2 separate regions of the Mus musculus genome follow, and region 1 is linked to region 2. A link is a loop called in an ENCODE intact Hi-C map of the cell type or tissue named here. Cell type or tissue: gastrocnemius. All regions are shown on one strand.

Evidence for each region. Hi-C counts contacts between places; a loop is a spot of excess contacts. Peaks named below come from ENCODE experiments on the same cell type or tissue, not always from the same donor. Only the 100,000 strongest peaks of a DNase experiment are listed, where the experiment ranks them.
Region 1: it touches region 2 in a loop (3-fold over the local background); 1 of 42 quality-filtered maps calls a loop at or near these places.

The regions. Positions count from the first base shown.
Region 1 is chr4:109,015,693-109,019,692 of GRCm38, forward strand. It overlaps Nrd1 (nardilysin, N-arginine dibasic convertase, NRD convertase 1), which reads left to right. Exons shown (of 31, transcript NM_146150.3): 3 at 2,147-2,228; 4 at 3,266-3,419. It overlaps Mir761 (microRNA 761), which reads left to right and starts at 1,963; the gene lies at 1,963-2,038. In gastrocnemius, no CTCF peak of the experiment used is centred here; a DNase peak (open chromatin) is centred at 1,946; H3K4me3 peaks cover 1,216 bases; H3K27ac peaks cover 1,902 bases.
Region 2 is chr4:108,868,279-108,872,278 of GRCm38, forward strand. No RefSeq gene overlaps it. Among named protein-coding and RNA genes, the nearest start is that of Rab3b, 8.8 kb to the right of the region's middle. In gastrocnemius, a CTCF peak has its summit at 1,887; a DNase peak (open chromatin) is centred at 1,893.

The DNA of each region.
Region 1 (4,000 bases), 150 kb after region 2:
AGAGTGTGTGTGTGTGTGTGTGTGTGTGTGTGTGTGAGATAGTAAGCCAAGTTGCGTTCGCTTGGAGAACTTCAGAGGTGAAACTTAAGATACTGAATAAATTTGTATATATGCCACTTGGTAGACAATTCTAAAGTTTTTTTTTTATAGGCAAATTGGGAATTAATAGGATTATTTCTAATTGTTAATGGATTAAGAAATCACAGACATCCTAAGATGCACCTGAGTTCTAGCTCTAGGTCTGCCCCTGACTTCTGGGGGATCTTATGCTGCCTGGCTTTCTTTCTTCCACACCCACCTTTAAGGTCACACAATTGTGAGCTCTACCTTAGCTCCCAAAATGACAGTATTATTAAATCTTAGATTCTTACCTCTAAGTTTCTATATCTGTCTTTCTCTGTATAAAAAACTGCAAGTTTTCCTGTGTCATGGACTTCTTTTGATAAAGCAATTAGGTGTGAAGAGACCAAATCATTTTGGCTGTGAAGCAGTAGGTATCCTAGTGGAAGAAAAGATTCCATGCTTTTAAGAGTAAGAAATGGTTTCTACTTAGTGTGTACGTGAGGCACGTAAGCATCTGGAAGGGAAAGTGAAGAAGTTAGTGTAGGTGAGAGGTGGCTTCAGAATCGCATTGGCTCTGAGGAATGTTTAGGCTTTAATTTTTATTTGAGAAATGTGAGCCTTATTTAAGGTAAATAATTCTCATTAAGAAATGAAATGGGAAAAAAAATGTTAGCTTTTGGAGAAGTTAATTACTTTCCTAGAACATTTTTTAAATTATGTTTCTGTTCTTTGAAAAGAAGTTTTTCTTGATCTGAAAAGTTAATAAGTTAACAAGATTGAAATTTAAGTATGATATATTTGAATTATGATTTGTTCATAATTTTGAGTTTTATAACTCAGTTCTCAAGTATAAAATTCTTGGGTAGAAAATCCTCAAGTATGAATTTCTTTTCTAGCAATCGCAGAACCTGTTTTTGCTGTGGTCAAAGCTGACTGATAGACTGTGGTTTAAGTCATCTTATTCAAAAATGTCTTCAACCCTGCTGGTCGAGACAAGAAATCTTTATGGGGTAGTTGGAGCTGAAAGCAGGTTAGGCATCTATTAAATGTCACAGAACAGGTTAGACTGTGCTTGAAGAAGTGGCTATTCTTCCATGTTTTAAATGAGCTTATGTGCTAAGTCTTCAAAAATGGGACTTGAAGTATCAAGTGAGGCTGTTTGGCTCTTTTAGAAACCCAAGGTGCATGCTATGTTATAAGGACAACCTTATCAAACAGTGCTTCACAAATGCACTAGTTCTGAAAATTAATACAAAGTTGGAAAAGTTAATATATACTTTCCTGTTTTCAAATTTACTATTTCGTTTACTTAAAAAAAAAAACCCCAAAATTTTAACTAATGATGATAGTATGTGTTAGTCATTAAAAACAGAATTTTGTGTATATCTTGGCCATCTATTTTTGTTAAAAATGAATTTTCCCAAGGAATTTGGCAAATGCACATTGATAAGTAATACATGATTTATATGTGTGTGTTCAATGCAAAAGGAAGAACTAAAGAGCCTCTTAAATCCTATTGCTGTAGCTTTTTAATAGCAAGTTTTCTCTTTTAACCATTTACTTACTATTTTATTAAATATTTTCCTAAATGGTTATCTTACCCCCATCCCCACCCCATATTAGTATTAAACTTTCTGAGTAGCACACTGAGAAGTCTTGAGTGTCTTGTAACTGAGTTACTCAGCGTAAACATTTTAAATTGCTTAGAGCCCTTCATCCTACCCAGATGTGTTAGTTCTGCAGAATTCCAAAGCCTAGTAACTCAGGCACAGCGTGGTTCAGAGTCCTGAATCAGCAGCGTGAACTGCGGCCTGCCGGGAGGCCCGGGAGGCCGGCCTCTGCCTTGTTTCTGTTTCTGCTTTCTCCCTCAGGTCTGCACCTGTTGAGCATTTGGCAGGATGGCAAGTGGAGGAGCAGCAGGGTGAAACTGACACAGTGCTGGTGAGTTTCACTTTGCTGCTCCTCCTGACTCCCAGGGAGAGTTCTGTTCTTTCTGTTGGCAAGCTTCTCCAAGTGAATCCTTGAGGTGCTGGTACTGCTTTAGGATTGACGCCACTGTTTGTATGTGTTCTACTTACCCCAGTCTGCAGCGGCTCTGTGTGTTGGAGTTGGGAGCTTTGCTGATCCAGATGACCTGCCTGGGCTGGCACACTTTTTGGAGCACAGTAAGATCTTGTAAAATATCATTCCTGGGTGTGGTTTCCTTTTTCCCTTTACATTTGTATTAATTGACTTCAAAGATTAGTAATTGGTTAACTGAAGTACATTTAAACAAAGAAAAAGCTAAGAAGAAAAATGCTGATTTAGGAATAACTATAGGGAAAGACTTTTCATCTAAGTATACTTATATTATGGATTTGAATGAAAAGCAGTATCTTCCTCAATCTGTACTTTATTCATTGAGGTAGGGTCTCAGTCAAACCCAGAGCTTGCCAGTATGCCTGGTTTGCCTATCCAGCTTGCTCTGGGGAGCCTCTGTCTCTGCCTTCTGAAATGAACTTTACATGGGTTCTAGGGATCTGAACCCTCTTCTCACATTTGTTCAGCAAGTGCTTTAACCACTGAGCCATCTTTCCAGCCCCAAACCTGTTTTACTGTAGACATCATTAGTTGGCTACAGTATGGCGAACAGAGCAAGATACAGTTGTTGCTCTCTAGGAACTGGCCAGCTCTGGTTGGACTAGTCTGCTTCAATGTTCATAGCACCCAGTGACATCAGAGTGTTGAAAATACAATCAAAAGGTGTGATTAATATGCCACAAAAGGAACCATAAGTTTAGCTATGAGTATGTCTCAGTGAAAACACGTGGACATTACACAGCTACAAATGCTTACACATGTGATGGCTTTCTGCATTAGTCATTTTTTAAAAATATTTTTAGCTTCTAGGTTATTTGAAAGTGAACCTCTTACTTGACACCTTTTTATGGTAGTTGTTAATCTGCACATAAGCTTATGTTTAAGTTTTACCCTTTTTATAAGCAAATTACTCACCTGTTTTTAAACATGAAACATTTGGGTTTTCTTGGATTAGAAATAATGTGAGCATTGTAGAATGATGCACAGCATCAATGTAAAAGTGTTAGACACAGCCATTGTTAACATGTGACTTTATCTTCTATGCATAGAGAAGTTCATCTTTGATAATAAAAGTTTCTGTCTATTTCTTTCTGTTGTGTGACATTTTATTCTTCCCATTTAGTGGTATTCATGGGTAGTTTGAAATACCCTGATGAGAATGGATTTGATGCCTTCCTCAAGAAACATGGAGGTAGTGATAATGCCTCAACTGATTGTGAACGCACAGTCTTTCAGTTTGATGTCCAGAGAAAGTATTTCAAGGAAGCCCTGGATAGGTAACTATTACTTAATGCCATTATACACATGGAAATACTGGGCACGTTCTGTTGTATTTCTCTAAAACCGTCAGAATATTGGGGAAGAAGGAGCAAACTGTTACATGTCTTCTTCCTTCCTCTCCCTGCCTCCACCCCCACCCCCCCTTTTTCTTTCTTTTTAAGACAAGGTCTTACTGTATATGCATGGCTGTCTTGAAAGTCACTATATACATTAAGGTGGTCTTTAAACTCACAGAGATCACCAGCCTTTGCCTCCTGAGTGCTGGGATTCGAGGCATGTGCACCCACACTGGCTCCACATCCTGTGTTTGAACTCTCAGGAGCCTAGTGCTCACTAGGTGTCTAGCCTGGCCAGCAAGCTCCCAGGCTCTTCCTGTCTCTGCTTCCCTCGTGTTGACATTAGAGTTGTATAGCTCAGTGCCAGGCTCTTACGTAGTGCTGGGGATTGAACCCAGGTCTCATTGTTATGTAACAATCACTCTATTGATTGAGCCATTTTCCCCAGCTCCTCCTCATTAAAATCCAAACGTGAAATTAAAAAGATTGCTTCTTTAATAATGGCATCTAAAATAAAATGC
Region 2 (4,000 bases):
CCCATGTGCTCTTAACCGCTGGCTTTTTTTTTTTTTTTTTTTGGAGATAGGATCTTCTATGAAACCCTAGCTGACCTCAAGCTGGCTATCCTCCTGCATCAGACTCTCAAGTGCTAGGATTATCGATCGGTAGGAGTCACCATACTCTACTTTCTGTAAATATTCTTTACAGTCATTGCTCTCTTTAAAATGAAATCCTCACCCCACTCCACCCCACCCCCTTTTTTGGCTTAGAACACTTCATTGACTTTCTTCCTCTGTTATTATTAATGGTATTGCTTGAATAGTGACATAATTTGGCCCCAATTCTCCAGTTACACGGTATATTATTCTCGTTCAGCCATGTAACCTGCTCATACTGTAATCTTTCCTACAATGTCCTGTTGTATGAACAAAGTTCACATAGAACTTCGTTTACTCCCCTAGGAGGAAAGCCTCCACCTGTACACGGAATGCAGGAGCAAGATATTTCCTCCCATCCTCTGCCTCAGTGGAGCTTAGGAGCTCAAGGGCAACATGCAATCAGACTTGTTCCTCTGTGAGACCTTCTGTCTCCTGAGCACATCTGGTCCTATTGGTGATAATCACTCTGTGTGTCTATTGTTGCTTCTCCATCCTTGCTTTGAACCCTGAGCTATATTAGAACAACAACTTCAGCAAAGCCCAGAAAAGAGCTCTTGAGCAGTCTTCCCCAGGACCCCTCGTTCTCCTGAATCTCAAATTCAACTCCAGTTCCTCAGCACCCATCACTGGTGCATAGAAATACAGTCACACTTGGCTTCTCTCTGGTGTTCAGAGGTCCTTGGGGGTTGGCAGGTGTAGCTATTTCCATCAGAGATCCTCTTCCCCACCTTTTGTTTCTCCTTCCTCAGAAATCTATGCAATGTCTCTTTATGAGATCTTTAGTGACCATGCCATTAAAACAGTCTTTAACTATTCACTGCTTTCTGTCCCTTCAACCCAAGTCTAGCCCTGGGTATCACCTCAAACTCACCATGCAGCTGAAGATGACCTTGCACTTCGGATCCTTCTGCCTTCATATCCCCAGTGCTCAGATTAAAGGCAAGTGCCACCATGCCTGGTGTATACAGTGCTGGAGATCCAATCCAGAGCGCAGTTGGAGCGAATGCTCTACAACTGAGCTCCATTCCCTAGCCCTCTCTTCGGTTTTCCATTAAAGTCACTTTGACGGGGATAATCTGTTGCCGTTGAGGTTGTCTATCTGGTTGCCTCACCAGAATGTAAATTCTATGAGGGTGGGAGCTGCTCGTCTGGCACAATCATTACAACCATTGCTGAATGAGAGATTGGGCGACTGTAACTTCCTAGGGCTGAACATCTCATCGGCTCAGCCTTCGTTGAGCCCACACGAAGTCTGAGGTCCAAAAGAGAGAGCTATGGTATTCTCCCTAAGTAAGAAGGATACTGTGGCCGGTTAAGTAGGAAGTGACTCTCTAAGAGAATGAAGGGTATTGAGGATGGTATCTAAGATTGAGACTGAGGCTCGTGTAAGAACAGTGAGCTGCAACAGCTAAAACAGCCCCGTGGCCAGAGAATAACATTCAAAAGGGTTGATGGTTGGTGGTAAATCCACAGAGAAAAGCATCTGATCAAACGCATAAGGGTGTGTGGCTTTGTCCTGCAGTGCCATGAACGTCAACCCCACCCGCACCCCCACCCTCACCCTGTTTTCTTAGTGTTTAGGTCTTAGAAAAGTCACTTGGGCTTTTGCTTCTGTTGAATGGATCGTGAGAGAAAAAGATGAGATACCAAAAATCAACCCAGTAGGTGCTTGTCAGACCTTCCTTCCCTTCTAGTCTGCTCGGTAGCTAGGCTTACTTCAGCACCATGGCTACTCGTCAGTCCAGAGGGAGTGCACTTCCCACTTAGAACACAAGAGGGAGTACGAGTTAAACCTTTGCAGAGGGTCACAGTGCTTCCCTATTAGCCTTCCTCAGCAGGCTCCCTGACTTACCTGATACATTCCAGGACTGTTAACCATTCCTCAACCCCATGGAAATGTATCTGAAGGAAGAACCTTTGACAAACACAACATATTTAGTTATGAGGGCTGCTTTGACGAACACAATGTATTTAGTTCTGAGAGCTGTCCCTGGTTTTTAGTCTCACTATGTAGCCCTGGCTGGCCTGGAATTCACTAAGTAAACCAGGCTGCCCTTGACCTCAGATATCCTCCTACCCCTGTCTTCCAGAGCGCTAGGATTAAAGGTGAGGTCTCTTTTAAGTAGTTGATGTCAATGAATATCTCTTTATATACCACTTCCTTATGTAATAATTTCGAATTTCATTTTCTTAAGGAGCCCACGAGACTATTCAGGTCTTCATACTACCATGAAAAAGAAATAACACTAACTGGCAAATAGTAATTGTTACACTTGAACCCAGACCTGTTGGATCTTAGAACCAAATCAGCCCATTATACTTATTTTAGATCAAGTCCCACATTTTACAGCCAGGGTCCATAAAGGGGTTGGGTGAGAGGTGGGTAATAACTTATGAGACTGAGAGAGGACTCTGTGTGTGCGTGTGCGTGTGTGTGTGTTGGGAGGTGGGGCTCACAAACACTGAGAACCCTAAGCTTGTGTTCAGTTACTGCTGCCCACATCCAGCAGGGGCAGGGGGACACGAGTGTCAGTCATTTAGCCATGGCGACTCTGGAAGAATCATGTGTCCTCTCTCCATTGATTTCCTCATGCTACAGATGAGCTGACTCCTTCTCACTGGCCTGATCATTGTAAGACAGCCACGCCCACTATTCAGGTGCTTTCCCTCTATTCCTTTCTTTCCTTTTTCTTTCCCTTTTGGAGACAGGGTCTCACATCGCAGCTCAGGTTGGCCTTCAGTTTGCTGCATAACGGAGGATACCAGGGAGCACCTGATACTCCTGCCTCCACCTCCTGGATGCTGGGATTACAGGTTTGCACCACCACACCCCATCTGTGTGATACTGGGGACAGAACTCAGGGCCTCGAACATGCTAGGCAAGCAAGCACTCGTCCAGCTGAGCTACCTTCCCAGCTCTCTCCCCTATCACTTTGTATGACTCAGACCTTATATATGTTTCTCGCTATGTGAAAATTTCCTATACATTTTGTCTTCTTAATGTTTCTCTTCCTCCTAGGATTCCAGCTTCTCTTAGATGATGTTCATGCGCCTTGTGCCTAGAGCACTGTTTGGCACATACTACGTGCCAGTGAACTCCTTGTGGGATGAATGAATGGATGCATGGATGGAGGGAATAATGGCCAAGAAGTAGGAACAGAGGGTTGTAAGTGCTAGGTCAGAAAGATTTTGATAAAGACAACTTTCCCATCAATGACTATTATCCAAAAACAAAGCAGCCAGCACTGGATAAGGTGGCTCCCTCATCCTCAGAAGGAAGCATATCAAAACTGGAGATCCCCATGTTGCTCTGGCTGGGAGAGGCTAACTCCAGTGTCCTTTGGCTACTCAGTATAGTTGCAAGTATTAAACTAAAGCCTTGGTGACAGGATGCTGTCTACTCTCCATGTTAAATTATAGAACAGGCACTCTCTCTGTGTGCTTTGTTGCTGGCAAGGAAGGGGTCCTGAAGTTGGGAAAACAGAGACAAGGGGATTAACATTGGTGGACTGTGGCTGAGAAGATGGTGGAGTTGATTTAACTAGAGCAAAATAAATGAATATAATTATAAGTTATCCTTTCTGGCCCTGAGTTCTGTCCCCAGAATCACACAGATGGGGTGTGGTGGTGCAAACCTGTAATCCCAGCATCCAGGTGGTGGAGGTTCTGTTATATAGCAAGTTGAAGGCTAACCTGAGCTACATGAAACCCTGTCTCCAAAAGGGAAAAACAGATAAAAGGAAAGAAAGCAAACAGTGAGGGGCTATTTTATAATGATCAAGCAGGGAACGCCTCTGCCTTCACTACTGGGGCCTTGTTCCCTTCTGGACCCCATGGTCTCTGTGGCTTCTCTTCCTTTCTCATAGGCTGTCTTAAT